2 separate regions of the Homo sapiens genome follow, and region 1 is linked to region 2. A link is an interaction called in ENCODE POLR2A ChIA-PET data of the cell type or tissue named here. Cell type or tissue: MCF 10A. All regions are shown on one strand. Links, peaks and the distances in the headings refer to the core of each region. The heading gives the core; the rest is flanking DNA.

What was found. Peaks named below come from ENCODE experiments on the same cell type or tissue, not always from the same donor. Only the 100,000 strongest peaks of a DNase experiment are listed, where the experiment ranks them.
Region 1: POLR2A ChIA-PET joins it to region 2 with 18 read pairs; 9 of 35 experiments call an interaction of 5 or more read pairs at or near these places.

What each region holds. Positions count from the first base shown.
Region 1 is chr12:52,234,442-52,250,659 of GRCh38, reverse strand. It overlaps KRT7 (keratin 7), which reads right to left. Exons shown (of 9, transcript NM_005556.4): 2 at 15,294-15,505; 3 at 13,091-13,151; 4 at 11,885-11,980; 5 at 9,024-9,188; 6 at 7,523-7,648; 7 at 5,028-5,248; 8 at 2,449-2,483; 9 at 1,739-2,069. The coding sequence ends at 1,900. KRT7-AS (KRT7 antisense RNA 1) reads left to right here and starts at 3,212. Exons shown (of 2, transcript NR_146274.1): 1 at 3,212-3,483; 2 at 4,192-5,617. It also overlaps the pseudogene KRT87P. RefSeq lists enhancers at 254-860, 5,821-5,970, 6,021-6,450, 6,844-7,819, 15,856-16,218. In MCF 10A, for the core only: no CTCF peak of the experiment used is centred there; DNase peaks (open chromatin) are centred at 6,429 and 7,059.
Region 2 is chr12:52,167,821-52,184,038 of GRCh38, reverse strand. KRT80 (keratin 80) reads left to right here. Exons shown (of 9, transcript NM_182507.3): 3 at 3,076-3,136; 4 at 3,431-3,526; 5 at 10,275-10,439; 6 at 10,876-11,001; 7 at 11,621-11,841; 8 at 12,326-12,381; 9 at 12,517-15,043. The coding sequence ends at 12,641. Among named protein-coding and RNA genes, the nearest start is that of KRT80, 16 kb to the left of the region's middle. RefSeq lists an enhancer at 1-471. In MCF 10A, for the core only: a CTCF peak has its summit at 7,827; a DNase peak (open chromatin) is centred at 7,848.

The sequences.
Region 1 (16,218 bases), core at 2,905-10,904, 67 kb before region 2:
GTCCTCCCCCTCTGGCAGGTGTCAGCAGCTCTCGCGGCGGGGTCTTATGCGGGGACCTGTGCGTGTCGGGCTCCCGGCCGGTGACGGGCAGCGTCTGCAGTGCCCCCTGCAGCGGGAACGTGGCGGTGAGCACCGGCCTGTGTGCGCCCTGCGGCCAGAGCAGCGGCAGCGGCCGCTCCGTGCGCTTCGCCTGAGCGCCCCACTTTGTACCGACGCCGCCTCACCAGCAGCAGCCTCTGCCTCCAGAGGCAGCCCGGAGCTCCCACGGTCCCCAGACGTGGGGAAGGAGGGCTTCGGGGCCCAGCCTCCCCATCGGCCCCCACGCCGCGCCTTCCTGTCTCGCATCCCCGCCCGCTAGTCCCTTCACTGCTTCCGAGAGCACAGGGCTCCTAGCCCGCAGCTCTCCCAACCCCCGAATCTAAAGGACTGTCCTCGCAGCCCTAGGTAAAGACCCCGGTCCGGAGGCCTGGATGCCTGTGGCTTCTGAGGGACAGATGGGCCTGGAGCCCCTTGGTGTGGACTTGCTGTGCCTTCTAATCCAATGTCTTCTAATACACGTGCAGGACAGGCCACCTCTCCTGCCTGGCTGCCTGGCTCCCTCCCTCTCCCCTGTGCTTGTCTCAGCATTTCCAGTAAAGCTCCTGATCATATGCATTGTGCCCTGAGAGTCTCTCCTTCCTCTTGCCCACTTGGTCTTCTTAGTCGGGAGGGAGAGGGCCTGGATCTCCTGACACCTTGGGTGGGAACCCCATCACTGTGGCTGCTGGTCCACTTTTTCCACTCTCCACCCCAGCCCCCACCTCAGCATTTGAAAGTTCCCTGACCATAGGGTCAAATATACAGACTTCCTCCCAGAAGCCAACACATCCCACATAGCTCCCCCATCCACACCACCACCATCACCCCTGGGGTCCCAGACACAGAGACCTCCCTGTGGCTCCACAGTACCCATCATATGTGCTGCTGCCCATCAGGGACACATTTCCCCATGCATAGGCCCTGCCACAGAACACCTGCCACACTCACAGACACACAGACCTGTGTGTCGGGGACTCTGACATAGAAGCCCCCATCAAGCACTGACTTAACACAGATGTCCTTCCCCACTCCCATGGATCCAGATACAAACCCATCCCTCCACTAAGGTCCTAGGCACAGACCTGTTACCGGGGATCTAGACTCTAGGACCCTCCTCCCATGCACACACACACCTCCCCCCCACAACCACTACCTCCACAGAATTCAAGATGCAGAGGACCTCTCCAGGGCCCCAGGCCTGGCTGACCATGAGCCTGGCAGACCCAGCACCAGGAAGGGCTGAGGACGGCTGGCATGAAAGTTGGCTGGGCCACCCGAAACTGGAAGCTGGGGCAGCTGAACGTCTGTGGCCTCCTCACAAAAGGAATGTGCTCTGGCAGCTCTGGGCATGGGGGGAGGGAGGCAAACAGCCTTTCCACCCCCTTAGCAGGGCAGCCCTCCAAGGCCCAATTGCTGGCAGAGCCTGCATTTCCCCGTGGCTCTTCTGGGCTTCCTCAGGAGAATCTTTGGGATCAGCCCCAGACCTGGAGGCCAAGGCTCACCCTAGGTAAGCGTCCTGCTCCTTAGAGCAGCACCCCATCCCACCATGTGCCTTCTCAGTCTCCTGCACAAAAGGCTTCCTAGTCACCAGGGAGACCCTGCCTTCTCTAGTCCCGTCTTTTCCCCTGCCCAGCCTCATGAAGCCAGGATACCAGGCACGTGGATCACTCAGGCCTCAGAATGAGGCTGCTTTATTGGAAGCTATTCTGACATCACTTTCCAGACTGTCTCACTGTCTTGGGACCAGGCATGGGAGGCAGGGGTGGGAATCTTCTTGTGATTGTGGGTGGTGGCTGGAGGAGTGGAGTGGTGGGAGGCGGCTCAGTCGCGGGCACTCCTGCGACTGGCGGATGCGGTCCGGATGGAATAAGCCTTCAGGAGCCCAGGACCCGCACTGCTGGAGAAGCTCAGGGCATTGCTGCCCATGGTTCCCCCGAGGGTCAGCCCAATGCCACCGCCACTGCTACTGCCACCAGTGGAATTCATCACAGCTGGGAGAGAAAAGAGGAGGGCTCTCTTCAGCGTGAGGCTCCCTACCAGGGACCCCATCCCTTCACTGCACCCCACCCTCCTGCCCCAGCTGCCCCTCTCCCTCACCCCTGCCCCCCTCCATGGGCCAACCCAGAAGGAGCATCTGACAGGGGTAGGGCTGCTCCCCAGGTGCTCCTGGCCCCACCCTGCCCTCTTGTAGTGCTTCCCAGGCCATTGAGCCTGGCAGTATGTGCTCCAGGGGACCTGTCAATCCCTGTAGAAAGGAAGGAGTCTCCTGGCCCCTCCAGCAGGGCCCTGGGCCAGTCTGCCATTCTCTAGACCCAGCCCCATCTAAACAGCACAAGGGATGCTTCCCATGGGCCGCAGCCAAGGACTTACAGATATTCACGGCTCCCACTCCATCTCCAGCCAACCTGGGGGCAGAGGACAGACAGTGAGGACGGCTCTTTCCTAGCGTGGGAGGGAAGCGCTCTCAGCCCTCTCTCCTTCCAGGCCCCAAGCAGGATCATTGATTTTTCCTTCTTGCCCCACACTTCCAGCCTGCCTTCAGCCTTGTAAAAGGAGCGAGGAGGCATGCAGGAAGGGAGTGTTCACCTTGGCCCTTCTATCCACTGGCCACCTGACCCCAGGCAATGTCTCAGGGCCTCCATTTCCCACCTATGCCTTGGGCCCAACTACAGGACCAAATTCATGGGCCTGTGAGGGTTAAATGACATAATCTGTCTAAAGCCCTGAGCACCTGGGATTCGGTGAATGGTAGCTGTATGTGTTATTTATGTAGATGGCTGCCTTTCCTCACCGTATCATAAAATCCTAAAGGTGTCTGTGGCCTATTGATACTTTTATCCCCAGTATGAGGCCTGGAGAAGTCATTGCTTAATATATGTCAAAATAATTCGTGAATCGTTGACTGATTGAATGGGGCTCCAGCCAGGACTAAGGAAGGAGCAGGGAGTGGGGGTGGCTTTAAGCAGCCAGTGGGGCTGAAACAGGTCTTGCAGTAGAAATTAAAAATCCATTCGGGACAGCTGGCTATGTTTGTTTTGTGACTCACAGTCCCATTGTCACCAAGGCCTTGGCCTTGGGGATCAGTTTGCTCTGTGGGGGCAGGGAAGACCTCGCTTTGGTGGAGGGAATGAAGGGAGCCTCGCTGGCCTCTGCGGCCCCAAGCCCAGGAAGCAGGCAGAGCAAAGGCTGAGGGAAAGAGAGAGGTTTGCTGAAAGCTTCCAGGGGGCTTGCTTAAATGGCCCCTGCTGGTGCTGGGAGTTGCTGGCACTTGTGGGTGGGGAGAGGGAGCCAGGTTGCAGTCAGGCAGCAACTCGAAGAATTTCTGGTACGATGCCTAAGGAACTCAGACGGAAGAGGCCTGAATGTCCAAGGCTCTAGTGATCTGTGTGACTTTTCTCATTCTAAGTAAGTGGGGTTTTTTTGGTAACTTTGTATTCTTAAAGTAGGCCTCCCAGTTTGAATGAGTTTCTGGACCACAACTCTGATAAGTTAAGAGATAAAAGCAAGGTATCTACCTCCATATCCCCCCAGGGTTGGGGGAACCATATCCTCTCAGAGTACCCGGATCTAAGCCTGGTTACAGCAGCTCAGACTGAGATTAAGCTTTCAGAAGAGGATGTCTCTGCGTGCTGTGTGACCTTGGGCACACTACTGACCATTTCTGAGCTTCAGTCCCCTTTTCTTCCCATGGGAGGAAGCCAGATCAGGTACCACTCTAAGAGTCCCCCAACTCTGACTTCTATGACAACAGAAGGCCCAGGGTATGGGTTGTAGAGAATTTGGGGGCCCTGTGCCTGTGGGAGAGGCGAAAGCAGAGAGAGGCATCTTGGCTGGAGCTCCCTGTGCCCAGATCAGCTTCTGTGTTCCCAGAGACTTTTGGTGTTAATTCTTCTTCCCACAAAGAAGACTGGGTGCTAACCCAGGGAGAAGGCGGGTCAGCAGCAGGGGCAAAGCCCCTTCCTCCTCCTCTCCGCCTCCTACTCATACCCTGCGGCCCTGTGTCTCCTCTTCTCCTCCCAGCACCCAGGCCCTCGGCCCTAGCACCCCTTCACTCCCCATTCCCTTCCCTGCTGCTCCATTCATCCTCCGTCATGTCTCTCTCTGGCCCCTTAGGAATAATACTCAGAAAAGAATAAGTTCTTGTATACACTCAGCATTTTACAAATGTAAGTTACTGGTCTCTGGGGGTTTCCTCTGTGGATGTTTTGTCTCCTCCACCCTCTGCAACCTCCCTGAGGGCAGAAACATGTCCTACGTATTCTCTGTTGCCATGGTGTCTTATAACAAGCCAAGAATGAAGAGGTTGAGTTCGAACCCAACAATATGCCCATGAAGGCCCAGCTGCATAGACAGAGGTGGCATGCGGTTCATGAAGAATGTGCTATCAGACTCCCCCATTCCAGCCTCCTCTCTGACTGCAAGTGAGTCTGCAAATATCTCTGGGGACAAACAAAACGATCCCCCTCCACCACAGTCAGTTAGCCCCACATGATGTAGCACTTAGTTCTGTAGTGAGAAGCAGCCTGGCGTCCTGGAAGATCCTTGGAGCAGGAATCAGCACACCCTGACTGCACTCTGGCCCTATTCCCTCAATTAATGAAACTCAACCACAGCTTTCCCCTCTGGAGACTAAGGAATCAATCGTCTCTGACCTGACTACCTGAATGTGTGCTGAGGATCAAATATGATAACCCTAAGAAGCCGCACACACAAAGGGACTGTTATCATTTCAACCTGCCCACTGAGCTTCACACTCCATGGTCTTTCCTTCTAGAAGGTCATCTCATTGAAGGCAAAGAGGCAAGCATCAGCTCTGTGTTCCCTGCATCCCCACACCCAGTGCCCTGCAGAGGAGGGGCATACAGGAAATGCTTGTAAATGGATGAATGTCAAGCCCCAAACCCCACGGAGCCCTAGAAGCATCCCCTTTCCAGGTTCCTTGTCCTCACCGGCTCTCCTCGCCCTCCAGCAGCTTGCGGTAGGTGGCGATCTCGATGTCCAGGGCCAGCTTCACGCTCATGAGTTCCTGGTACTCACGCAGCTGCCGTGCCATATCCTGCTTGCCCCGCTGCAGGGCGGCTTCCAGCTCCTCCTGCTTGGCACGAGCATCCTTGAGCGCCAGCTCCCCACGCTCCTCAGCCTCGGCAATGGCGGCCTCCAACTTGGCACGCTGTGGGCAGCAGTGCAGCTGTAAGCTGGGGCTCACCAGTCTGCCTTCCTGCCTGCCCATCCTGCAGTGAGCACCCGGGCAACTTGCTTAAGGTGGCTTCATTGGCACCACCTACTCCCCCAAGTACCAGAGAATCCTAAGGGTTAAACACATAGGTTTGGATATCCAACGCCTATGTTCCAGTTCTGGCTCTGCCACTTACTAGCTGTGTGACCATGGATGAATCAACCCTGCTAAGCCAAAGTCCCCTCTTTTCTAAGAGAACATCAGGAGATTTTGAGGATGAAATGAGATAATATACAAGATGTCCGTGGCACAATGTCTAGCACACAGCAAGTGCTTAATAAATGCTATTGTGATCATTTTTAATGAATGCTATTATGATTTTCAAACCCCCAGTCCCCCAGCCCCAGCCCCCAGCTGCAGGAGCTCGAAGACCATGGGATCTTAATTGAGTCTCCAGATGTCAGGCAGCTGACAAAGACCAGAAACCACCTATAAAATAGGAACCAGTTGAGAGCAGGCGCAGAATAGGAGGGCCTGGAGCAGAGAGACCCTCCTAGATGCCCCCAGATGCCATGAGATGCATGACTCACAGTCCCCGGGTTTGGTCAGGGATGCTCTGGTTCCAGACCTGTGCCTGCCTGGAGCAGCTGCCACTTTCTCCCTGGCCTTAGAGTGCCCTCTGCTTTAGGCTCAGCCCCCACTGCCAGGAGCCTGAATAGTCCCAGGCCTCATCTTGTTTAGCTCAGAAAACCACCATCCCTGTCCCCTGGGCAAGGACTTCTCTCCCTTCTTACCGGCCATTCTCTATCCTCAGATCCTCTTCCCTCAGTGGAGGCAGTCTGCCTCTCTGCCAGAGACAGCATTCCCCAGGAGGCCCTCTGACACTCTGCCCCTCGGCCACAGCTCGGTGCCCTGCCCTGTCACACTGGTGCCCCCAGAGCCAACGCCATCCCCGCTGCCTCTGGAGACCCCTTGTAGCTCCCCATGACGCCCCTCAGTGGTGGTAGACACCTGGCTATAGGCCTGGATCCGCCCTGTTGTGTGAGAGGAGAACCGGATGTAGTAGAGGCTGCAGGGTTTGGGAAACCACCATTTGTTATTCTGTGCTTCCCCTCCTGGCCTGGAAGCTGGCCCACTTCATGGGGTGACTCACGGCCCTGCCTCTGTGCCCCAAGGCAGCCTCCGCCCTCCTGTAAACAGGCCCACAGGGCTCCAAGGGGAGGACATTTGTGGGTAAATCACCCTCACATCCCCCCACCACCCACAGCTCATCTGGAAATCAGCTTTCCGAAGCTTCCACATGTGTGCCCTCCCCCTCTCTCCACTGCAGACACCTGCACAGGCTGAGCTGCCCTGGCCACACACTACTCAGCCAGGGCTGGGGGCCCTTCCCCCATCAACACCTCCAACCCCAGCTTCCAGCAAAGCTCATCCTCCCAGGCAGTCTCTCATCTGAGACCCGTGCCCCTGCCATGTGCCAGGTGCTGGAAGAGAGGAGCAGTGAACCAGACAGACAGGGTCCCTGCTCTCCAGGCATCTGTTATATTCCAGTGGAGGTAGGGACCATCAATCACTTAATGAATAAGACAGAACATTTCAGAGAGTGACAGGGGCTTCAAAGAACTTCAGACAGGCTGCCGATAGAGGGGCTGGTGTTTGAGAGTGCCGTCTCTGAGAAGGGGTCTTTTCCTAAACCCCAGGGAGGAGAAAACAACAACCATGGACAGAGCTGGGAGAACCACATTCCAGGGGGAGGCAACGCCAAGTGCAAAGGCCCTGAAGCATGACCATTCTTGGCAAATGCAAGATGCAGGAAGCAGGTTAGCATGGCCAGAGCAGAGTGAGGGGAATCGTGGAAAGTGAGGTTGGAGTGGGTGGGAAAGGGCCATGTGAGTCATTATAAGGTCTTCTGCTGTCCTCTGTCCCTGCAATGAATGATGAGCTCCCAGGGACAGCGCCCTGCAGCCAGAACCAGGTGCAAGCAGAGTGCTCAGTATCAATGTGGAACCAGTGGTGGCTTTCTTCTGGCCAGCCAGCCTGAGTCTCCCTCCACAGGCTCTGTGCACATCCAGGACCTTTCTCCCATCAGCCCATGCCAGGACCTGGCCAAGAACATTCTGTGCTGGAGATCTCACAAGGGGGTCTGAGACAGTGGCACCAGCTTTGGCCGGGAGATGGGAACCTCCTGCTCCACATCCTGAGTTTGGCCTCAGCTGGCCACCCCTGCATGCCCCAAGTAGCAGGGGAAGCCAGGAGGACTTGTCCCACCTGGTTCTTGATGTTGTCGATCTCAGCCTGCAGCCTCTGGATGGCCCGGTTCATCTCTGAAATCTCATTCCGGGTATTCCGGAGGTCGTCCCCATGCTTCCCAGCCTGGGCCTGGAGGGTCTCAAACTGGAGGGGCCATACAGAGAGTTATGGCAGAGAGATGGGCAGTGAGTACAGGTAACTCATCCCTCTCCCCACCCAAGGCCCCTCCCAACTTATATTTTCAGGGAAGGACAGTCTGACTCCCATCAACCTTTGCCCGATGCCAGGAGACCAGACAGCAGTGTGAGGAAGGGATTCATTCTCCTCCAAGCCAGGCAGGGAGGACAGACAAGGCTCCGCAGTCCCATCCCCATGGACCCCAGGGCTCTTCCACTCCCACCATGCCCTTCTGCTGGAGAATCACTGAGAGTTTGAGATTCGCACCCATTCAACACCCAGAACACCCATTTCACAGGTGAGGAGAGTGAGTCTTGGAGAAGAGAAAGCACCACCCAGGGATCACACAGCCAATCAGTGATGGAACGAGGGCCTGAACCCAGGTCTTCTTGTTGGCATACTTGTGTTCTCACCCAGGCACCATGAATGACTCTCTATCTCTGCAGGGGCAGACCTCTCAATCCTTGCCTCGGGATCCCTTCTTCAGGAACACTGGTTCACCCCAGCACCCACTCCTGCTCCCTCAGCCCCTGCACCATCAACTGTCCTGCCACCATGAAGTAGATGTGATGATTAAGCCTCCCAGGTCTAGGGCCCTCACATTCAGGATTTAGTCCCTGCTCTTCCATCTACTAGCTGTATGCAGTTAGGCAAATTACTTAACCTCTCTGTGCCTCAATTTCCTCATCTTTAAATGGGGGTAATAGGCTGGGTGCGGTGTCTCACGCCTATAATCCCAGCACTTTGGGAGGCCGAGGCAGGTGGATCACCTGAGGTCAGGAGTTTGAGACCAGCCTGGCCAGCATGGTGAAACCTCGTCTCTACTCAAAATACAAAAAAAATTAGCCAGGCATGGTGGTGCACACCTGTAGTCCCAGCTACTCAGGAGGCTGAGGCACGAGGATCACATGAACCAGGGAGGCAAAGGTTGCAGTGAGCCAAGATCGCACCACTGCACTTCAGCCTGGGTGACAGAGCAAGACTCCATCTCAAAAAATAGAAATAAAATAAATTAAATTAAATAAAACAAAATGGGGGTAATAATGATGCCTATCTAATAGGGCTGTTCTGTGGATTACATGAGTCAATAATTACATGAGCCTAGTACTGTGTAAGTACTTGCCATATTTTAGCTATTATAATGATTAATCCATATCTATTTCCTCTGCCCTGTCCTCCCATCTTGGGATTTTCTCCAGGGCTGAGCACCACAGACTTAAACCACTGGTGCCTGCCAGAACAGTGGGACCCAGGCCCTGAAGGCTTGAGACAAGTTGAGGAGTAAGGGAAGCTGCCACCAAGGACCCTGGCAGGAGGAAATACGCCCCTGGTGGCCTCACACCTTGGTCTGGTACCAGGCTTCAGCCTCAGCCCGGCTGCATTTGGCCATCTCCTCATACTGCGCCTTGACCTCAGCGATGATGCCGTCCAGGTCCAGGGAGCGACTGTTGTCCATGGACAGCACCACAGATGTGTCGGAGATCTGGGACTGCAGCTCTGTCAACTCCTGTAGGGACCAGACGGGACATCAGGACTTAGGGCAGGATCCTATGCCCACGCCCACCCTGGGATTCCCCACTCACAAAGGAAAGAAAAGAGAGAACAGCTGGGAGTGGGCTGAGTCACCAGGCAGCAAGGGGGCCCAGACCCAGCACACATTAAGTTACTTCATTCTGCCCACCCTTGGCTCCCTGAGGGCCCATTAGCAGTGTCTCAAACGAGAATCTGGCAGGGTTAAAGGGGATAAGGAAAGGGACAGTGTGGTGCGCTGTGGTGACTTCTCACTGTGAGGTTCTGTAGGTGCACGAGCTCTATTGTGAGGGAGGCCATGGGGAATGGATGAAATTATCATATTCCACCATGCTACAGAATACTCTGCAGTCTGTACACCGATGATATGGCTCCAACTACCTGTGGGGAATATGCCCATGGTATACTGTTGCATTAAAAAAAGCATGATGCGTTCTCACTCATAGGTGGGAATTGAACAATGACATCACTTGGGCACAGGGCGGGGAACATCACACACCGGGGCCTGTCGGGGGCGTGGGGGGAGGGGGGAGTGATAGCATTAGGAGAAATACCTAATGTAAATGACAAGTTGATGGGTGCAGCACACCAACATGGCACATGTATGCCTATGTATCAAACCTGCACGTTGTGCACATGTACCCTAGAACTTAAAGTATAATAATAAAAATTAAAATAAAGCATGATGCTATTTTTATTGAAAATGTATATTTCTATATCTTTATGTATATGTAAGCACAGAAAAGTCTGGAAAGGTAGACACAAAGATGGTAGCATTGGGTATAAGTAATCCATTTTCTTTTTTTTTTCTTTTTTTTTGAGACAGAGTTTTGCTCTGTCACCCAAGCTGGAGTACAGTGGCACAATCTTGGCTCACTGCAACCTCCACCTTCCAGGTTCAACCAGTTCTCCTGTCTCAGCCTCCCGTGTAGCTGGGATTACAGGCACCCGCCACCATGCCTGGCTAATTTTTGTATTTTTAGTAGACACGGGGTTTCACCATGTTGGCCAGGCTGGTCTCCAACTCCTGACATCAGGTGATCCACTCACCTCGGCCTCCCAAACTACTGGGATTACAGGCATGAGCCACCACGCCTGGCCAAGTAATCCATTTTCAATTTACGATTTACTTAATTTTTTGGTTGTTTTGCAATGAGTATGTATTACTTTCACCATGAAAACAACTTTATATATATACACACAGGTGTGTTTACACATAAATAAACTAAACTTTCACCATGAAAAGAAAACTTTATATATATGTGTGTGTGTGTGTGTGTGTGTGTACACATGTGTGTTTACACATAAATAAACCATGTGATAGACCCAGGAAGACCTGAGATTAGAAGTGCCTGAAGCAAGCCTCAAAGAAACTTCCCCTGAAATTAATGAATCTGTGGACATTTGCTCTGAGGGGCTGGTGGAGACTGGACGTTCAGGCAAAGACTAGGCTGAAGAACTGGTTTGTAATTAACCTCACAAGCTAATTATGCCCAGCCTAGCCTCTGCCAGGTGACTGGCCACCCTACCTTCTGCCTAAGGCCAGAGACTCACACTGATGAGAGTGGAGAGATTTTTAAATCCCCTTGAAGAAAAAGAGCTGGAAACCCCGGAGGACAAGGGTGAGAGGGAGAGAATAAGAAGGGAAGGGAGGACATTAGAGTGGTGAGTTGGCAGGCAGCTACCCACCCAGCCCCTCTGGGAGTAAATGCTCAGGCAATCCAGTCTCTCCTGACTTGGGCTCCCCTGCTGGCCCTACCTAGCCCACCTTTGAACCCTGTCACAACCTGGAGTCCCCTGACCTCCTCCTGGTTCCTTCCAGTCCCACCCAATCCCCCTTCCTTAGAAATGCTGCGATCATCCCATGTCTCTCCAAGGTCAATCCTGATTGACTCACCCCCACCTCCTCCCGAATCCTTAGCCTGTCCTGAATTCCTGAGTCCAGAAGGGATAAAGGGCAGGATAAATCCTCGCAACCCCTGATGAAGGAAATAATGTATATAATGGTCCATTTCCAAGACAAAGTGCTTTAAATTGGCTTAGGTCAGCAAACTACAGAAGAAATAGGATATACTAGCCCTTTGCTTGAATAGCCAGTGCCTGCTTGTCAGCCCCCAGCTTCTCTTGCCCTCACCTGAACCAAAGAAGTTTAGTCTAAAATGAAGGTTTTCTAGCCTGCAAAATGGCTCACTTTTTCTGTTCTTATCAGCCTGCCCAGCTACTTAGGTCATAAGTCAAATACTTAAAGAGCCCTTGAGCTGACTAGGATTGCAATGCATTGTAGGCTGCAATAAAATGCAGCAAGACAACCTAAAAAAAAACACCTAAAGCCCCAACCCAACAACCAATAGACAACGTCCAGGAAGATCGTGACCCCATAGTACTCAGCCTGTGAGGAACGGAGGGAGGGACCTGTGCACTAGAGGATAAATTGCTTGTTGTGGCTGTGCTGGGCATGCCTGCCCATCAGACACCCATCTTGCAAGACTGTCATTAAAATCTCACTTTCGCTGTTCTCCAGGTCTCTGAGTCCATTCTTTGGGTTTGGACGGATGAGTTTGTTTCTCACACTGACACATATCTGGACTGACACAGAGGCGGGGGGCTGGACCAGATGGCTCCCTGGTTAGAATGGGTAGGATAAGACATGTCACCCAGCTCCATGGTCCTCACCGTCTCATTGAGGGTCCTGAGGAAGTTGATCTCATCATTCAGGGCATCCACCTTGGCCTCCAGCTCCACCTTGCTCATGTAGGCAGCATCCACATCCTGGGGGTTGGGGCAAGATGGGGCAGAGGGAGACCATGTCCTCAGTACAGGGAACATTTAGTAGGGGTGGAAGCAGGCCTGCCCTGTCCAACCCACAGGCCAAATACTACTGCCCTACCCAGAAACAGTTTCTACAGCTGCTGTACATGGTCACAGCATGAAGCTTGCCCTGCTGACCCTCCAGACTGCATGGTGGGCATCAGCACTGGTATCCCAGAGCAACTGAAGCCCCAACCTAGCACTTGACCAGTTCCTAAAGACCTAGATGGTTTCAACACCACTAGCTCCACCTACTAACCGTGTGACCTGGAACAAATCACTTCAACTCTGGGAGCTCAACTTTTCGTCAGTCAGTAGCAGAACACAAAGTCATTCAGATTCCCAGCCCCGCTCCCAGAGATGGAAAATCTCCAAGCTATGTTTTTAATTTGCAGCATGGTAACTATGATGCAGGTGGGCCTCAGATAACACCCCAGGTGAAGATGGTGTCTGAGCCTCTTCCAGCTGCACTTTCTCAAGCTTAAACTCCTACGGACAGGCCTCACTTTTACTCATTCCTGAATCTCCAAGGGCCCAGCTCCCAGGGGCAAGTTGCAATTCTGTGGTTTGGCCTGGAACACCAACTGCTCAGTGTATTGAAGAGAATCTTAAAGGGCATGTAGACAAGACCCCTAAGATACTTCTAAGGCGTTCCAAGCTTGCACATCTGCAGGAACAGAGAGCTCATGCTGGCTCGAGGCAGCTCATTGCATTCATTCAGCAAACATTTCAGGCCAGCCAAGCAACACCTTTGTGATGAAAATGTTCTGGCTTGAATAGAGCACTCCTTATTCAGTGTTGAAATCTCCCTCTATAATCTCCATCCTTTGCTCTTAGTTCTAACCCCTAGAGGCCTAGAAATGAGTCTAATCAGTCACCACACACACACACACACACACACACACACACACACATACACGCACCCACAGGACAGGCTGTGCAGACTTCCTCTTGGACAGCTCAGGCAGGCCTTGGCCAGAGGTCCCCATGGGCTGCTCAGGTGAGAGGATCCTGTGGTCCTTTGTCCCATGTTTTCAGACAACCCTCCTCGAGCCTGTCTTTCCCACTCACCTTCTTCAGCACCACAAACTCATTCTCAGCAGCTGTGCGGTGGTTAATTTCATCTTCGTACCTACAGTAGAGGAGGGCCTGGTGTTGATGCAGCTTTGCCTCCATGCTCCCGTCCCCCCTCCGCCATATGCAGCTGTGAAATCTGCCCTGCCTCCCTTCCCCTACTCTTTAAAGACACACCTGAAAAAACAGGTGTCAGCTACAAAACCAAATTTCCCTGACTTCCACGCGGCCATTCCTAGGGCTTTGAGTCTTGGCATGGGGGGTTGTTGGTGGGGCACATAGGAAACATGTGAATGACAGCACAAAAGCTGCATGTCCTGGGAGAAAAAAAGCAAATAATAACAGCCATATGCATGAGACTGTGTTCTATGGGGTGTGCACCATTATGTGCTTCTTATGCATGAGCTCATTTCATCCTCACAGCAAACCTATAACGATGGTACTGTGGTTATCAGAGAAGGGAACAGAGACACAGAGAGGCAGCGTAATCTGCCCAGGTCACTAAGCTGCTAAGTGGCACAGCCCAGACTTGAACCTTGGCAGCTGACTCCAGCCATGCCCTAATCACTACCTAATCCCACCCCTCAGGGGCAAAGAAGGAGTCTGAAGGGGAGGAACCCTGTAGAATCAGGATGAGGGATACACAAAGTCCTGAAAGAACCAGGTCCCGCCTGATGATCCAGCCCCCATCCTTCCTCCCATAGCTCCCATCACTCTTCCTCCCAAGGAGCCACTCCTGGCCCTTAGGAGGACCTGGGCAAACAAGGCACAGAGGAAGAGACCACAATGGCTTAATCTAATGTTTATGTTGAGACTCAAAAAAAGGTGTTGGAAACAAGAGTTCCAAGAGCTGCTGGAAGCAGTAGGGACAACCTGGGGTGGAAGGCAGGACATCCAGGTAGGCCAAGCCCCTTCAGGAGCCCAGACTCAGGGTTGGAGGTGCCCATACCCTCAAAGTTGCACTCCCTCAAGTTCTGTAGAAGCTGGAAAATATCTGCAAGGCTTTCCGTCCACCCCTGCCTTGGCAGTGCACAGCCAGGTCAAGAGGGTGCACAGATCGGAACTCCCTGAGCAGCTGCACACAGGGACCCTCCCTGTACTCCTTCCCTGGACTCCCTTCCAGTTCCTCTTTCAGTCCCAGCCTGGATCTCAGACTGGCTCCACAGGAAGGTGCTCTGAGGGTTTGGGGTGGGGGGAGTATGGGGGTGGGCACCAGGTATGCACACACGCATGCACACACGTTAGTCCTGACAACAGGGGCTGAATGATGGCCCCACACCTTCCCTACTCTGCACCTGTCTGGTTCCACCTGCTATGGGACTAATCCTGTTGACTTTTGCCCTAGGGAAGTGGGAGTGTTGGGGGGGGGCACTCCACAGAGACCTTGTTTGCTCTCCTCCAGTCAGAGCCAATGTGTGACTCCTGCTTAGTCACACAGCCACAGGCAGGGGACAGAACTCACTCACTGCCCCAGTGCCCCTCAGGTGTGCCAGGGTGGGGCCCAGCCTGAGCTTCAGGCTTTTGTTTCTATTCAATGAGAAAAGAGTGCAAAAAGACCTGTCCTCAAAAGCCCCAGTCCCAGCCTTCCTGAGCCTCCTTCTGGCTCCTGCCATGACCAGACCCACCCTCAGCCTCTGCGGCCCTCGCATGGCTCACAATGACCATTTTCCCTCTCTGCTTCTTTGCTTCCCAAGTTGGCTCTGTGTCCTCTCCTAGGAGTCAGGGACCTAAAATTCAAGTCCCAGCTCTCCCAGTGACCTTTGCAGTGTGAGCTCAACCAAGTCCCTAAACTTCTCTGGTCTCTAATTCCTCACCTGAACAAAAGAGAGTTGCTCTAGAATAATCTGTGAAGGTCATACCAGTTCTGAAGCACCCCTGTCAGAAGACACTTTCTGCCCTACTCTCTCTCGGGGCCTTGGTCAGACACCCAAAGGAGACAGTGCAGGTCAGGGCTGGGCTGAGACATTTCACTGGGACTGAGTCAGGGGAAAAGACCAGAATGATTTGGAAACAGCCCCCAGGGACAAAGAGGAGAGAGGAAAGGCAGGAAATGTGTTGGTCAAGACTGGCCCCTCAGGGAGTTATTGGACTGAGCAGCTGCATGCTGATTCCTGAAGCAGGGGGACTTGCACAGGGTCAGCTCATGAGGGTCACATTGGCCCGGGGCAGGGGTCTTCGCATGTGGCACAGGGGGCATTACTTATTCTTGAAGTCCTCCACCACATCCTGCATGCTCCGCAGCTCCGCCTCCAGGCGGCCCCCATCCACCTGCAGTGCCTCAAGCTGACCCCGAAGGCCAGCAATCTGGGCCTCAAAGATGTCTGGGAGGCGGCTGCTCTTGGCCGACTTCTGCTCCTGCAGCAGCGTCCACTTGGTCTCCAGCAGCTTGTTCTGCTGCTCCAGAAACCGCACCTAGAACGGGCGAGAAGGAGGAAACTCAAGAGGAGCCAGAGCGTGCCACCCACAGCGGGATTGAGGAACATCATCTTTAGCCACTTAGCAGAGCCATGCTCCCCCTGGCTGTTTCCCTGCCTGGGGCTTCCAGCCCTCTCCCTTTGGACTCCAAATCAAGTGTCCTACAGAGTGATCCAGGAAGCAGGTCTGCCTGGTGCACGGAAGTGCCCCGTGGTTGACTCTCGACGAATGTGCTCCAGGGCCTCCTCTCCACTTCACTCCCCATCACATTACAGGTGGTGTTCTCCACCTCCCTATCTGAACAGCCACCTCTTCCTGTCAATGGATCATGAGGATGACCAGGCCCAGCCCTCCCTTCTGTCTGGGACCTCTTCTCTTCCTTCCTCAATATCCTTTCTCTCCTTCCCCTTTCTCCAGCAAGGCCTCAGGACAGTCAATCCATGGTAAAATGACCCCAGCCTGGAGCCCACAAAGGCCCTTAAGGAGTAGCCGGTATGACTGGAGGTGGGAGGCAATAGAGGCCTCTGCAAAACCAGCAGCTCAGGGCCCCAGGCCCTGGGGACCACAGAGAGTAAGACGGTGCAGCTCAACACATGGGGGAACCTGGGCCTGGAGCAGCTTGGGGAGGCCCCTATGAAATCTAAAAGACCGGTCTGGGTGAATGGCGAAGGAAAGGAGAACGTGAGGGAGGCGGGTGTGGGAGTACACTT
Region 2 (16,218 bases), core at 3,186-11,185:
AACACACACAGGGCATCTGACCGCCCCTCCGGAGAGACCCAGCTTCCTAGTACCTGACCATGACCGGGCAGTCGGGGCAGCTCACCAGAATCTGTGACCCACTTTCCTGATCCCCAGTAGATCTTTGGCCCTCAAAGGCTCAGAGAATGCCAGAGCCAGAGGGAGCCCTGGATCCTCCTTTTACAGGGAAGGAAACAGGCCCTGAAAGGGCAGGGCTTGTCCTCAGTTACACAGCCTTGCATGCTAAGTCCCATCCCTAACCCCAGCCAGCCACTGGGTAAGGCTGCTCCCACGAGCTCCGCCAGATCACGTCCATGGAAGCACTTTGTAACTGGAAGTTCTATACACACACTACCTGTTGTTTTAATCTGGCTCAGCCCCCTCATTTGGCCTGCCGCCTGGTTTCTATCCGCCTGCTACCTGACTCTACTGCTTAGGCTGAGCCTCTCTTCCTCTCTCTGGGTAGGGAACCCACCCGAGTTGGGAAGGAGAGACTGGGCAAACAGCCTGGCTGGAGGGCTTCTCGGTCTTCAGGCCAGAGCCAGGGGAGCTACAGCCTGACTGTGCAGAGCCTAGGGCCCCCAGGAGCCAGGAGACGCCAGGCCAAGCCCCAGTAGGGAAGGGCTGTGCCCTGTCTCTACGGAGCCGATGAGATCAGCCTCACTCCCAGAAATAAACAAGTTGCGGGGGTGGGGATGGTGGTGCAGGTGTGACAAGCTAAAAAATGCCTGAGAATGGGTTTGGGAGCTGGTGGCTGACAGACTGGCAGAGGATTGGGAGTGGAATAGGGGACCTAAGCCTCTATGGGGATGGAGACTTCCGAAGGCTTTGAGGTAGCAGAAACCCCAAGGATCAGCAGTCTAGCCCTCTATTTACTAAGAACAAAGCAGAGGCCCAGCAAGGGGAAGCAACTTGCCCAAGGCCACACAGCAAGTGACTCAGGGATGCCACATACAGCTGTGCAAACTGTGCGCTGCACAAGTGTGCATGATTCAGGCGGTGGATAGGGACTGAAATCCAAACAAGCATCAGGCCATGCAGGGTACCAGGTCAAACAGCCCGTGAGGAAGGGGGCTTTTTTCTAACTGGCACAAAGGCTGGAGATGAAACAGTATTGGTCTTAAGGGGACTGGCTGCAGACTGGAACCCAGTGTCCAGCCGCAGCCCAGCGTTCCCCTCGGTCCTCTCCCCTGGGGCTCAGGGCTTATTCCCACCCCACCCACAAAGCACACCTAGAGGTCCAGGGTCAAGGCAGACCTGGCCTAGCCAGGATACCGTGAGGATGCTCCCTCCAGTCCCCTGACTCCTGGTGTCCTTCTCTGCCAGAGGGGGTTTCCCAGGGCAGCTGCCAGGCCAGCTGTCTCCCTCAACTCACCCTACTTATGTTCCCCTAGGCAGGGTGAGTGGCAGAGAGGCACCTGTGCTGTGCCAAGAGGCTTCCTGAGGCCGAAGCAGAGGGGCTGAGCCCCAGCAGGTGCTGTCCCCCGCTGCAAGCACTCTGTGAATTGCCCCCATTTAATCGTCACAGCATCACTATAATCGTGGCTGAGGCACACAGGAACTCACCCCAGGACACAGCTGGTTAGCAAGGAAGCCAGGATTTCAGCCCAAGTAGCCTGGCTCTGGTCCCCTTGCTTCATCAGCACACTCCAGGAGCCCCCAGTCCTTCCTTGAGCCTCCATTTCCTCATCTGTAAAATGAGACCAATGGGACTTCCCTAGCTGGGTGCTCTGAGGACCACCAGAGAGAGTGCAGGTGAAGCACTCAGCACCTGTTATTCCCCACTCAAGTCCAATTTAGTTCTCTCTGGGGATGCCTAGACAGCAGAACGTTCTCCCCGGCCTGCTCCTCTGCCCCACCCCCAGGACCTGTACCATCAAAGCCCCTAACAGACTCTTGGCAGCCAAGGCAGTGGCCAGGGAGGGTGTGGGCCCCTGGTACACTGAGACCAGAAACCCACGTGCCCTGCCATTGGGTCCACGCCCCTCAGCTCCTCAGGTGGGCTGGTGGGAAAGAAGAAGGCATGAGGGGCGCCAGATATAGCCAGCTCAATGGGTGATGAGTGACGCAGCCCTGCTGGGAGGCTAGGGCCTGAGGTAGGCAGGCGGCTGTAATTAGAGCCGCCAGTGATTCAGGCATTCCCCGAATAGGAGGGAAAAAAACAGAAGCTGCTGAATCCCCACAGCAGCTGGGGCCAGCGAGAAGTCTGGAGCCAGCAGACACCCACCCTGGGGCTAAGACAAACAAATGTCTTGACTTGAGGAAGAGGGTCGGGCCAGGGATCTGGGGGTCCTGTCCTCCCCACCCAACGGTGTCCTTGTTCCAAACCCAAGGTGGGAGCGAGTAAGAAGTCCAAACTGAGAAGAGCGTTATTGAGCTTTGTTGAGTATGGCCTATGCGGCCTGTAGCTGGCTGTCAACTGCGTCAGGGGTGGGTTTGTCAGCCCCCTGTACACGTGGGCACATGCCTACCCCTTAGAGGCAGGAAGCCAAGAGAGGAGGGGTGATGCAACTTGCCCAAAAACACACTGGGGGTCCCTCTGACAGCAAAGTTCACACTCTTTCCAGCCTCCCTTTGGAGGGAATACAATGGGATGGTGTCCTACTGGCTCGCAAAGCAGAGGGGTGGTGGCTGGGGCTGCAGGGAAGGCATGGAGGTGGGAGAGGTGAGGTGTGAGCAAGATGCTCCCAGCGGACTTGAGTGAACCTGAGATTGCCAGGGAAGGAGGTCAGGTAAAGATGAGGGGATAAAGTGCCAGGGTGAGGGGCTGCACAATCAGGGAGGCCTCCTGGAGGGGAGTGGGTGTGGAGCAGAGCCAGGAAAGGGCAGAAGCCACTGGGAGAGGACTGTGTCATCAGGAGGGAGTGAGGAACGGGGAGCCAATGCCAGGAGGTCGGGGGGAGAGAGAGAGGATGTGTCATAGAAGATGCAAGAGGGAGAAGGATGGGCTGCTTTTCTTTAATTGGCAAAGAGACCCCAAGTGGGATAGCACAGGCCCTGAGCCCCAACCAAGGGGAGTTCACCAGGCCCAAGCCCCCACCATATCCAGCTGAGCAACCCCTCTCTCCCTCCCAGGTATGAGGATGAGATCTCCAAGCGCACAGACATGGAGTTCACCTTTGTTCAGCTGAAGAAGGTAGCCTGCCCAGCCTGCCCCAGGGGCTCCTTCCTCATGGGCCCTGGGCCCTCTTTCCCTCCAGATATCCTACTCTCCTTTATGCCCAATCAAAGCCCTCAGAGGCTTAAGTCCCAGGACCAACAGACAGACAGGGAGATACCCCCATCCCCATCCAGCTCCTTTTTCGAGGCTCTGAGCCAGATCTCCTCTGGAATCACCCCCACTCTCACCCAGGAGGCAGCCCCCCAGCCCACTCCTGCCCTGGGACCCTCCATTCCCTCTCCCACCACTCACCACTGCTGCCAACCCCAGGACCTGGATGCAGAGTGTCTTCATCGGACTGAACTGGAAACCAAGTTAAAAAGCCTGGAGAGCTTCGTGGAGTTGATGAAAACCATCTATGAGCAGGTGAGTGAGATGGGGCCAGTGTCTTGCCAAGCCCAGAGCTGGCTGGTCCATGGGTAAAGGACACAGGGGAAGCACAGCCATCCAGTGGGGCATGGAACCTCCAACAGTCACTTACAATTTCCAGCCCCAGAATAATAATTTCCTAAACCCCTTCCTGTGATGGTGTCAATAACCCTGCATGACCCCTGGACATTCATCTCATGGAACATGGGCTGGTTCCCCAAAGGCCACTCTTTCTGGAAGAACTATACCTTTGTGTGCTAGAGTACTGAGGGCATGCTGGGGACCAGGTGCCTCGGACAAGGGTCAGGAGGCTGGCCTCAGTGGCATGGAACCCAGGGGTCTGGAACGAGCATGCTGATTGAACTGATCTCTCCCTAATTCCTGCAGCCTAAACCACAGCACCCACAGTGCTAGTTCTGATAGGCCTGCCTTTCCGTTTTCCCCATTTTTGGCGAAGACAGAGGAAACATTCGCATTTGTTTCCTAAGTCCTCAGTGGGGCCCAGTGTACAAGGGCCCATAACAGCATGGCATGCATCAACACAGCCATTAGATGGGCACTGCCGCTGGCTTCTGGACACCACTCCTCCATGCCAGCTGCTGACTCCTAGGCACCCTTCAGGATATGTGTCCTCCTCTCCACACCACTTGTTTCAAGGGTGAGGAGGTTCAGGGGTGACACTCCTGAGCTAAAGTCCCTTCCACAGAGGTCTGCAGTTCAGCTAGGAGCAGGCAGCACCACTGTTGGAGATAACAGGGCTTGCCCGCCTAAGTGCTGCACACTGCTGGTGCCAAGCTATGGCAGTGCAGCCAAGGTCAAGGCTGAGATCAAAGTCACCACCACAACTTACAGATTCTGCTAAAATGGCCCTATGATCTGCTGACCACAGCTTCATGGCTGCATCCTGTGGAAAGGAAGACCGGGCCTCATGGCCCTGTCATGGGTCACAGTCCTTTCCAGCAGTCCCAGCTGCCAGCTGGGGCCTCCGTGGAACTGAGTCTTGTTTGTGGCCACGAGAGGTAGCATAGCAGAGAGAACAGCAAACCCTTGGGAGCAGCAGGAAGGCAGCCCTCCTAGGCAGTCCGCTCTCCCCACAGCCCTGAAAAGCTTCCTGGCCCTAACAAATCCCCCCACAGCCAGGCCAAGTGCTATGGGGCTGACCAGGGCACCATGCCCACTGGCTGGGTGGGAACTGGGCTAGGGGCTTCTCTGCCCAAACTCACTGTGGGCTGGTGCAGCCCAGGCTGGCATCAGCAGGGCCATCTCCTGTCTCCACTGGGCTGGATCTCTGCCACCCTTAGGCCTCCACCCACTCATACTGCCTCTGAGAGGCTGAGTCCATGGGTGAGTGCAGATTCTGCCGAGCCTAGATGGAGTGCAGATTCTGAAAACCGAGCCCAGTGTTTCTCTACCTGCTCACTGATGTCTCAGCAAGCTCAGAGCTCAAGCTCTAAGCCATGATGCAGGCCCTGCAGCTGTAGAGACATAACTGGAAGAAGGCTGGGCATAACCAGTGATATTCCTGAGCACCCCACAAGACTTCTTGGCCCCTGCCCCAGTAGCCAGGCCTGTGGGTTCCCTTTGGATTTTGCAGTCCTTGGGCCCCAATCCCAACTTGGCCTTGTTTTTTTTTTTTACTATTTCTGTAACTTTAGGCAAGTTTTTTCTCCTCTCTGTGCCTTAGTGTCCTTATCTGTAGCATGGAGAGAGTAACAGGACCAGCCTCATAGGGCTGTGAGGAGGACTCAGCCCACTCATTCATTTAACAAATGTTTATTGCATGCCTACTAAGTGCCAGGCACTGATACCACAGCCTGGGCAAGGTCCCTTCTCTCAAGGAGGGCATGACTTAGCTGAGACAAGTCATAAGCAAGTCAGCAAATATCTGGACAAGATCGCTTCGCAGGGTGACAGATTCTGGGATGCAAAGAAACCGGGTGCTGCGCTGGAGCCGGAAGGAGGGAAGAGCCTCAGAGCCCATGAGCGGGGCCTCTCACAGGCGGTACCCTCCCTAAGAGTGGCAGAGATCCAGCCCAGTGGAGACTGGAGATGGCACAGAATTGCTATGCAAAGCCCCTAAGGCAGGAGGGGAGCCTGGCGATTAAAGAAAAAGAAAGAAGTCTCTGGTCAGAGCACACGGGGCAGGGTGGGAGCTTTGGGTCAGAGAGTGCCTCACAGGGTTGTCTCACGACTTGGACCTCATTCTGAGTGTGACAGGCAGCCTTCGGTGGGCACTGGGGCGGGGTGGCAAACAGCGGGTTTCAGGTGTGGTTGTGCTATCCTGAGCCTGCTGTGGAGAAGGGCTTGCGATGGAGGCAGTAGGGGCCAGGGAACCACAGCAGTTATTATTACTTTTGAAAGCAGCAAGATGGGGTTGAAATTGGAGGTTTGCCTTTCTCTCCATACACTGCTGCAGGCTAAGAGGGCAATGCTGACTCTTTGCCAAAACTATTCCCCACACCAGAGGGTGTCTTAAGTCAGTGCCGTCTGATAGAAATACAATGTGAACTGCATATGTAATTTTAAGTTTTCTAGTCACCACATTTTAAAATAACAGAAAAAATAATTTTAATAATATATTTTATTTAGCCCAATATATCAAAAATATAATTATTTCGACATCTACCTCATTGGACAGAGCAGCTCTGAGTAAAGACTGTGCCAGCCACACCTGCCTCAGGTGGAAGAAAAACCTGGCAGAACACGAGTGGCCCAGGAGGCCCTGATACTCTAGTTTCAGCTTTGGAGCAGACACCAGATCAGAAATATAGGCCTACCCCTGTGTCCCAGAAAACAGCCCTCTCGTCTCTCCAAAACATGTGTGTGTGTACATACACACACATGCACACACACACACACACACACACACACACAGCCAAGATACATTCTGAAAAGCCCTTCCAAGCCAACTGAGTAGGAGCTCATGGCCATGATCTGCTCAGGCCTCATCTACTGCAAACCCTCTGCCTCTCTCCCCTGGGGGCACAGGCTGGAAGGTTCCCCCACAGTTTCTGAGACACAGTCCAGCTCCCAAGTGTGTTTGGGGCCTGGCTGCATCCAGTCGGAATGCCACCTACCTGACCCCTACACTCTGGCTCCAGGGAAATTAGCTGTGGAATCTGCTGACAACCCCCTGCAGCCAGGCACACCTCGAGGGAGGTCCATCCCTGCAGAGAAAAGCCAGTGCTGCCTAAACTTTTGCATGGAGGCTGCCCCGAGAATAGGCTGCTCTGCCCCTGAACACTTTGTCCCAGCTTTATCACTGTTACCAATTACCATAATAGAGAATCCTTAACTACTGTTTAGTGAGCACCTAATATATTCCAGACACTGTGCTAAGTGTTTTCCGGACTTAATCTCAGTTAATTCTCACGACAACTCTATGAAGTAGGGATAATGATTAAGAGAGCACAGATTTTGAACAGCTTGGATTTGAATCCTGGCTCAGTAACTGTGGGAACTGGAGCAGGCTATTTTATCTCTATATGCCTCAATTTCCCCATCTATAAAATGGGGACAATAATAGCATCTACCTCACTGGGCTGTTGTGAGGATTTGTTTTCTTAACATATCCTAAAATACTTAGAACAGTAACTGACACATGGTAAGCATTCAACAAACATTATCTGTTTTCAGCTCTATAATTAGATCCATTTTACGGATGAGAAAACCAAGGCTTAGACACATTTAAAAACTTGACCAGGGTTACTCAACTAATAAGAAGTGATTGGCCGGGCACAGTGGCTCACGCCTGTAATCCCAACACTTTGGGAGGCCGAAGCGGGCGGATAACCTGAGGTTAGGAGTTCGAGACCAGCATGACCAACATGGTAAAAGCCCATCTCTACTAAAAATACAAAATTAGCTGGGTGAGGTGGCGCATGCCTGTAATCCCAGCTACTTGGGAGGCTGAGGCAGGAGAATTGCTTGAACCCGGGAGGCAGAGGTTGCAGTGAGCCAAGATTGCGCCACCACACTCCAACCTGGGCAACAAGAGTGAAACTCCATCTCAAAAAAAAAAAAAAAAGAAGAAGAAGAAGAAGTGATGGCATTCAGTGTCCAGAGCCATTAGCGCTATATTTTACTCTCCAACACTGTTACCCCATAACAGTCACAATCTACCCTGACGTGGGGAACACAGTGAGGGTGCTCACACGCACAGCAGCCTCCTAAGGGAAACCCTAAACTGTACTTCGGCTTAATTCTTAACCATTTGGAGGCTCACGTGCTCTCCAGGGGTCCCATCCCATTGGGTACCTCCACACCACACAAGCCCGAATTGTCATACTCTCTGCAGCCCGGCAGGGGCCTGCATGTCTGAACACGTCTGTGGATGTTCTGAACGCTCCATTTCCTGCTTTTGTTTACCAAGCTCCTGCTTAGCCTGCCTCTTTCCAGAAAATGTCTGGCCAGTCTTTTCACCCTGACTGGGAAGTCCTGCTATAGTGCGTCCTCACAGTGCGCCGGCCTTTCCTGGGGCCATAACGAATGCCAAGTTAGGCCCTCCTGTAGAAGCACACTGGAGGGCTCTGAGGCCCCCCACACCCACCGATGCCCACAATGTGTCAACCAAAACAGCCTCAAAGCTGCAGCTCTGAAACTGTCCCCAGCCAAGCCCCAGCCAGGGTGCTGGTGCCACATGGGAAATGTCGGCTAGTGACTGGGGCAGCAGAGGTGGGGCTGTGGTAACAATCAATCTTATTCTGACACGGGTTGGGCCATCAGCCTGCTTTTGCCCAGAGATTCTATTTTCATTTGAAGATCAACCAAAACCCCCAGCAGGAGACACCCAAGGGCAGCTGGCCACTGAGTTCAGGGTCCTGCCAGCTCCAGGGCAGAGACAGGCTGTCCCCCAGAGGGGCTTCCGAATGCCCGCCACTACCGCACCATCCTTGTCACCAGGAGGTGCTGGTGGGCAGAGTCAGTTCCCGGACAGGCTGCCCACAGGGCCCTAGCTGGCCCCTCATCCCTGTCGTCTACAGCTCAGAAGTCCAGCCTCCGCCTGAGACAGAAACCAGAGGCCTCAGCACAAACTCTCCAAGCAGAAAGAGAGACAGAGGATCAGGAGGGCGCCCAGAGTCAGGAACCAGGATCAGAACACAGTCAGGAACTAAAAAGCTGAGCCTGGATCCCAGCAGGCATCCGGGTGCACCGGCCAGTTTTCAGAAAATATTGAGGCTGGAAGAAGCACGTTGAACATTGGCACAGGGTACAACAATCAAACCCAGCTGTGGGGACTCTGCAAGGCAGACAGCCAGTGTGTTCAATAAGAACAATGGCAAAGAACAAAAAAGAGAGAAATGGAGATTACAGGAGACCTACAGACATATGGACCAACTGCAGTATACTGGCCTTGTTTGGATCCTGATTCAGACAAACACATTTAAAAAATGATGAGGCGGTCAGCAAAATGGGAATGCAGACTGAAATTTGATGATTGAAATAGGGGTCAGGGTGGACTCTGAATGCCAGAAGGAGCATGATGTGTCTGCACCCAACACCCACCTCCTGCCTGGCCCCCTCCCTGCCACCAACTCACTCGGTGCAATTCTCAGTCGACTCGCCTTGCTCCTCCTTCCCACAGGAGGCCCTACCCTTTTCAGCATCTCCAGGATAAGCAGCCCAGGGCCCTTTGCAACCTCTAGAGATCCCTGGTCCCACCTGCCTCCCTACACACCCCTGAGCATTCTGGCTAGAAAGGTGCGAGGCTGTGAGCAGGAAAGAAAGCTGGTCTGGGGCCAGAAAGACAATGAAGAAGGTGTCAGCCCCTTGTCTCCATCCGCTAAGGGAGCGTCACAGCAGCAGCAACAGGGGCTCCGGGGCCCACCCTGCCACTCACCGCTGTCTCCACAACATCTTTATGCCTCAGTTTCCTCCTCTGGGGCTGCAGCAGTGCCAGCCTGGTGAGGATGTGTGGAAAACGCTCAGCGCACAGTCCAGCCTGCAGGGAATTCCTCAGGGAATGGTGGGTTTTACCATTTCCAGAAGTCTCCAGGGATAGGAGACGGTGAAAATATTGTGGTCGTCCAGGCAATGTCCCTTGGCTAGAGAGGGAGTGGGCGCTGAGTCTCCAGGGGGACCCTGAAGTCAGAGTGCTGGAGGCTGCGCCCAGGCTCCTCACAGGCTGTTGGCTTTCAGTGGGGCCGGGAGAGGGGAGTACAGGTTTGTCAGCCTCCAGCCCACTCCACCCTGGTCACTCCCTGGCTTCCCTCCCAACATTTACCAAATGAACTGAGGCACTCCTTTCCCAGACGTGGGGGCTCAGAGATGAACACAGCTCTGCCAGGCCCACAAGGAGCTGCTCGTCCAGTGGGAGAGGCAGAGCTGTACCCCACAGCACAGGAATAATGAAACAGTAAACAGAGGGGCCCAACTCACAGCCCCAGAGCCTGACTTCTCTGGCCCTTTCCCATCAGCCAGGAGTAGGCCATCCCTCCCAGGAGAGGGCAACAGTGCAGGCAGTGGGGAAGCTTGCAGGTAGCCTTTAAAACCAACAGTCCCAGCCTGCCCTCCACTCAGATAGGGGGACTGTGGGTGGGTGAGCAGTGGGCAGTGAGCTGCCTTCCGAGAGTCCTGGCTGGGGAGACGTGGCAGGGAGGCATTCGGCCTTCCATCATCTCTCCAGAGGGACAGGAAGGGAGCAGCTCCACTCTCCGCTCACCCCGGGGACAAAGTGACTGTGTGGGGCTGAGGGTCCTTGTGCCCTCCCCACCAGCCCTGAGCCCCCACATCTGTGCCCGGTCAGGAGCTGAAGGACCTGGCAGCACAGGTGAAGGATGTGTCGGTGACCGTCGGCATGGACAGCCGCTGCCACATCGACCTGAGCGGCATCGTGGAGGAGGTGAAGGCCCAGTATGACGCCGTCGCGGCTCGCAGCCTGGAGGAGGCCGAGGCATACTCTCGGAGCCAGGTGGGGCTGACCACACAGGGCACGAGAAGCAGCCTGGACAGTTCTCTGGGTGGCAGGAAGGGCTGGACTGGTGATGGCTGAGGTTGCCTGCAGCTCTCTGTCCTGAAAGTCTATGAGAGAGGAATGGAGAAGCACAGGGACGGGGCGGGCGGGGGGAGACCACAGAAGCTGGTCTGTGCCCTCCAGGAGTTCAAGGTGGTGCTGTTATCAGCAATGCTAGGCCAGATGTGGGCATGGCCCATGGGGCTCAGCTAGGGCAGCCAGGAGAGGCCACCCAGAAAGGGAGGTGGAAGGGGGAGCTGAGGGAGCCTGGCGTGGCGTGGTGGGCTGCAGAGTTGGAGATGGGACTGGAGGATGCAAGAAAAAGCAGAGGCGGGTAACAAGTGCTGGGAGCGGCACTGAGCTGCCCCTCACTGAGACCTCCATGTACCTCCAGCTGGAGGAGCAGGCCGCCCGCTCGGCCGAGTATGGGAGCAGCCTCCAGAGCAGCCGCAGCGAGATCGCGGATCTCAATGTGCGCATCCAGAAGCTGCGGTCCCAGATCCTCTCTGTCAAGAGCCATGTGAGTATCTGGGGGACGCGCCTGGGGGCGGGGAGGAGAGCAGGGAGACACACAGTCATGTGTGCTGAATACAGGCAAGACATGACTGAGTGACCCTGTGTGGGTCGCTTAGCGCCTCTGTGCCTCAGTTTCCTAATCTGTCAAATGGGATAATAGCACAGCCTCCTAAAGTAGTTATGAGGCGCTCTGCATACAAAAATACTCTGTAATCTGGTCAAGGCTGCTGGAACGTTAGAAAGCCCCCACACTACACACACCCAGAGCCCACTGCCTCCCTCCTGGGAACCCCCACCAACTACACAGAGAGGAGGGAGTAGAGGCCTAAGTCCCAGCTTCCAGCCAGGACAAACCTTCAGGGCAGGTGCTGCCCCATAAGGACAGCCGGGACAGGCTCCTTTAGTGGCTTGCGGTGCTTTCCTCTGGCCTTGGGAAGGTGCCTCTTCAGGTCTAACTGAACTCCCTCTTGCTGCATGGCAACCAGTTACCACACCCAGAAATGCCATTGCTCAGCCCTCCCTCCCCACACCTACCCCCACCAAGGACAGAGACGACTCCTGGCCCTGGCCCGCTCCTCCTTCCCCTGCTCACAGGCCCTTTCACTCTGTCCTCCTGGCTGCAGTGCCTGAAACTGGAGGAGAACATCAAGACAGCTGAGGAGCAGGGTGAGCTGGCCTTCCAGGATGCCAAGACCAAGCTGGCCCAGCTGGAGGCCGCCCTGCAGCAGGCCAAGCAGGACATGGCGCGGCAGCTGCGCAAGTACCAGGAGCTGATGAACGTCAAGCTGGCCCTGGACATCGAGATCGCCACCTACAGGAAGCTGGTGGAGGGCGAGGAGGGCAGGTGAGAGCCAGGGCTGGTGAGGAAGGGCTGCAGGGGAAGGAGGGCTGGAGGCCCAGGCCTACACAAAGTCAGTTCTCCTTTCCAATATGATACAGTGAGCCTACCAGGCCTGGGTTTAAGTCTTGGCTTAGTCACTTACAAACTGGGACCTTGGCCCAGTTCATTTCATCCTGTTTCCCCATCTGGAAAGTGGGCTGATCATAAACATGGTTCACCTGTGGCAGGGATGATTCATGTGATTATGCCTGCAAATGCCTGTCAAAACTCAGTGCTCAATGCTATTAGCCATTTATGCCATGGAGATGGGACAGAGGCCCAGGAAGGACAAGCTGGCTAGCCAGGGCCACACAACAGGGCAACCCCAGGGCTGGGAGTGACCACCAAGAACTACCCTCCACTTGCCAGCCCCCAGGGGAGTTTAAGCCACAGGCTCTCTTCGCATCCCATCATATCCCTCTCCCACCCCCCCGTCCCCCACCCCCAGGATGGACTCGCCCTCAGCCACTGTGGTCAGCGCTGTGCAGTCCAGGTGCAAAACCGGTGAGTCCTCTTGCCCCGAGAACCCATGGTGGGGTGAGGGTGAGGGTGTAGGGGATCATGATCCTAAAGGCATCATTTTAAGTGGCTCCCAAACCTCCAGCCCCTTCCCTCCCCTACCCCTTATGTTCCCTGTAGCTGCCTCCAGATCAGGCCTCTCCAAGGCCCCCTCCCGAAAGAAGAAGGGCAGCAAAGGCCCCGTGATCAAAATCACCGAAATGTCAGAGAAGTACTTCTCGCAGGAGTCGGAGGTCTCAGAGTAAGGCGGCTGGACCCCAGGAACCCCAGGGCACTCCACTGCAGCAGGAGGGACTTAAGCTAGACTCAAGAAAGCAGCTTGGAGCCTCTAGGTTGAGAAGAGAGGCAAAACCTGATATTGAACTGAGAGAGGGGTTCAAAACTGACTGTGTTTTGTGGGCTGCCAGGGTGGGAGAGGAGCATCACCAGCTCCTCAGAGCCACTCCGCTCCATATCAGTATCTCACAGTCCCATCCTTCCAACCTTCTGGCCAGAGGTTTTCCTGATGGGTGAGTCGGAATTAGGGGTCAGTTTTGTCTCCACCTCCTCGCTCCTCTGAGGCTCCTCCTCCAGCATCAGGCTCTGCCAAGGCCCCTCTGACTCTTGCCCAATCCTTGACCTTGACTCCTATCTCAAGCCTTGCCTTGTCTCTGCCTCGGAACTGGGACTGGGACTGGCTCATCCACCTATGTGCGGGAGCCGAGGAGGACGGCGTGGGCCCTGTCCTGTATCTGGAATTCCTGGGAAGGCTGGCTGCTGAAGACCCTCTTGGCTTTCCCGTGCTCTTTGGGCTCCCCAGAGACCTGACAGTATTAGGGAGTGAAGGGAGGAGGGGCCCTGGCTATTTGGGACCTAAGCCTAGGCCCCAGAGATCAGCCCGAACACCCGCATCCCTTCCTCCTCCCATGGGTCCCTCCCAGTAGGCAGTAGTCAGAACTGGATGGGCTGCCCCCAGCCAGCTCCCAGCAGCTTCTCCGGAAGCTGCTCTTGCCATAATCAACTCCCTGGGAGTGGAAGCCAGATGGCAGCTTGAGATTGGGCAGGAGCATTCGATCTTCCTTTCACCTCCCTGCCATGCTGGGGTCCTACCCAGCCTGGATCTGAGCTCTGTGCCCCCAGCCGGGTTGTTCCCAGCCTGAGCACCGGGCTTTGGTGCACCAGGCCTTGGAGACCCCTGGTCCCACCCCTGCCGTGAAGCCCCAGGCCCACTTCCCAAGAATCTCACTTCTCAGGGCCTCTGTTCTCCTCTCCACTGGGCCAAATAGCCTGGCCCTCCCCTCCTTGGCATTCATGGGGGAGCCCAGGAACCCCCCACACCTATGGGGTTAGAGCTCCTCCTTTCTTCTCACTCCTTCCCCTTCCTCCCTCCATGCCCACTCCCCCTGCCTCCAGCAGGCCAGGAAGAAGGCACAGTCCAGGCAAGTCTGGGAGCTTCCAAGCCCTTGAGGTCCAGCTGTGGGGCCCAAATGACAGCCTTACAAGGGTTCTACCAGAGAGGAAAATTCCACATCCCACCAGAAGACAGGGGTGTTGGCAGGCATACTCCTATCTCCTCCTCTTGGCTCTCAATGCTGAGGCTTGCAGAGGCATCCCAGCGGCACCAGCCTCCCACTGCACAGCTTCCTTCCCTCCTTCACTCTCCTCTCCCCTCCCTGCCCCTTGCCTCACCTCCTCTTCTAGACTGCATTAGATTCATTCATCTCATTTGCCAGGACATGTTGGCCAGAGGTCTGGGCCCATCCCAGGCCTCAAGGCCCTCCAGGCCTGTGGGGAGCACTGGAGGGTTACTGACTCTCTGGCCATGGGAACTCAGAGATTCTCATCCCCAAAGTCCCAAAAGAGGGTGCTGATTGGTGCTTTTCCTCAGGCTCTTCATTGGTTTCCAAGGGAGCAAATCCTCAGTGGGGATACAAGACATATAAAGTATATATTATTTTTTCATAACTTATGTGGCTTTTAACTTATTGCTTCCCTTCCTGTTTCTGCATGATCAGTCTGTATGTACTATCTGGAAAGATAACACATACTCCAGCCACCTCACCTGATTGGCTATCTTGGGGCCATGTCCCCTTCTTGCTGCCACAGGATGAATAAAGTGTTGAGATTTGTCTATGGAGAAAGCTGTGTGTCTGTTTTTATCTCCCCTCTCAGGACCAGTCAGCCACTGGTCAATCAGGCTGATCATGGAACATTAGGAATTCTCCAATTAAGGGAGAAAAAGTCCAGGGACTTAGTTATATCTTCAGACCAGTGCAGCTGGTACACACAAAGTTCTCCTGTCTCACCATCTGATATGGTTTGGATGCTCGTCCCCTCCAAATCTCATGTTGAAATGTAATTCCCAGTGTTGGAAGTGGAGCCTGGTGGGAAGTATTTGGATCATGAGAGAGGATCCTTCATGAATGGCTCAGCACCATCTCCTTGGTGATGAGTGAGTTCTCACTCAATTCACATAGATATGGTTGTTTAAAAGAGTCTGAGACCTCTCCCCTCTTTCTCGCCATGTGATATGCCTGCTCCCCCTTCACCTTCCGCCTTTACTGTAAGCTTCCTGAGGCCCTCACCAGAAGCTGAGCAAATGTTGGTGCCATGCCAGTACAGCCTGCAGAATTGTGAGCCAAAATAAATGTCTTTTCTTTATAAATTACCAAGTCTCAGGGATTTCTTTCTTTTGTGTATGTGTGTGTCTGTGTGTGTGTGTCTGTGTGTGTATGTGTGAGACAGAATCCTGCTCTGTCATCCAGGCTGGAGTGCAGTGGCTGGATCTCGGCTCACTGCAACCTCTGCCTCCCGGGTTCAGGCAATTTTCCTGCCTCAGCCTCCCGAGTAGCTGGGATTACAGGCACCCACCACCATCCCCGGCTAATCTTTTGTATTTTTAGTAGAGATGGGGTTTCACCATGTTGGTCAGGCTGGTCTCAAACTCCTGACCTCAAGTAATCTGCCCGCCTCGGCCTCCCAAAGTACTGGGATTACAGGTGTGAGCCACAGCGCCCAGCCAGGGGATTTCTTTATAGTGTGTTTAAGAACACACTATAAGCACAGCCAGGCCCCTGGGCTGACTAATACACTGTGCTGCACTGAGACTGCACCAACGTTGACCTATGTTCCCAGCGCCTCCTGACATATCCAGGCACCACACAGGCTGCTTTAGCCAGCACACATGCTGGGGATTCCCCAGTGGTGGCAGGGTTTCTTCTTAAGCACTTCTGCCCTACTGGGAATTGACACAGCCCAGAATGTATTCTGATGCGTACGGGCCCAATCCTGCCAAATCAAATCCCAAGTCAATGCATAAGGATTGAGGACCTTCTCCAAGCCCAGCCTTGTGCTAAGACTCCTCCAAGACAGGGGTCCACCCCTCAATCGCAAGTAGTTCACAGTCAGGCTGAGAGATGAGATATCCACCCAAGGTAGCCACCCTGGACTTCGTCACCACGTGCAGAAGTGGGTGCTATAAAGGTCAGGGAAGAGAAGGGCTTGTGGAGGGAATCAGAACAGGCTGCTTAGAAGAAGGGGGACTTTAAGTGAACACAAAGGATCTCAGTTAGGAGACAGACCAAAGCAGGAACAGGTGTCTGTCTCAAAGGAAAGGAATAGCGGGAAGGGACGTGGCAGCATTTGTGTCCTGGCCCACCCACTCACCAGCAAGGAGACTTTAGGCAAATAGAGCATCACTTTCCTCATCTGTAAAATGGGGCACACCTCTTCCCTACTTAACTCACGGGGTGCTTGGGCATTTGATGAGGTGGCTATGTTTATTCATTTCAGGAAAGCCACATCTCTTGCTTCTGTCACTCTGAACTATAATAGCTCAACAAT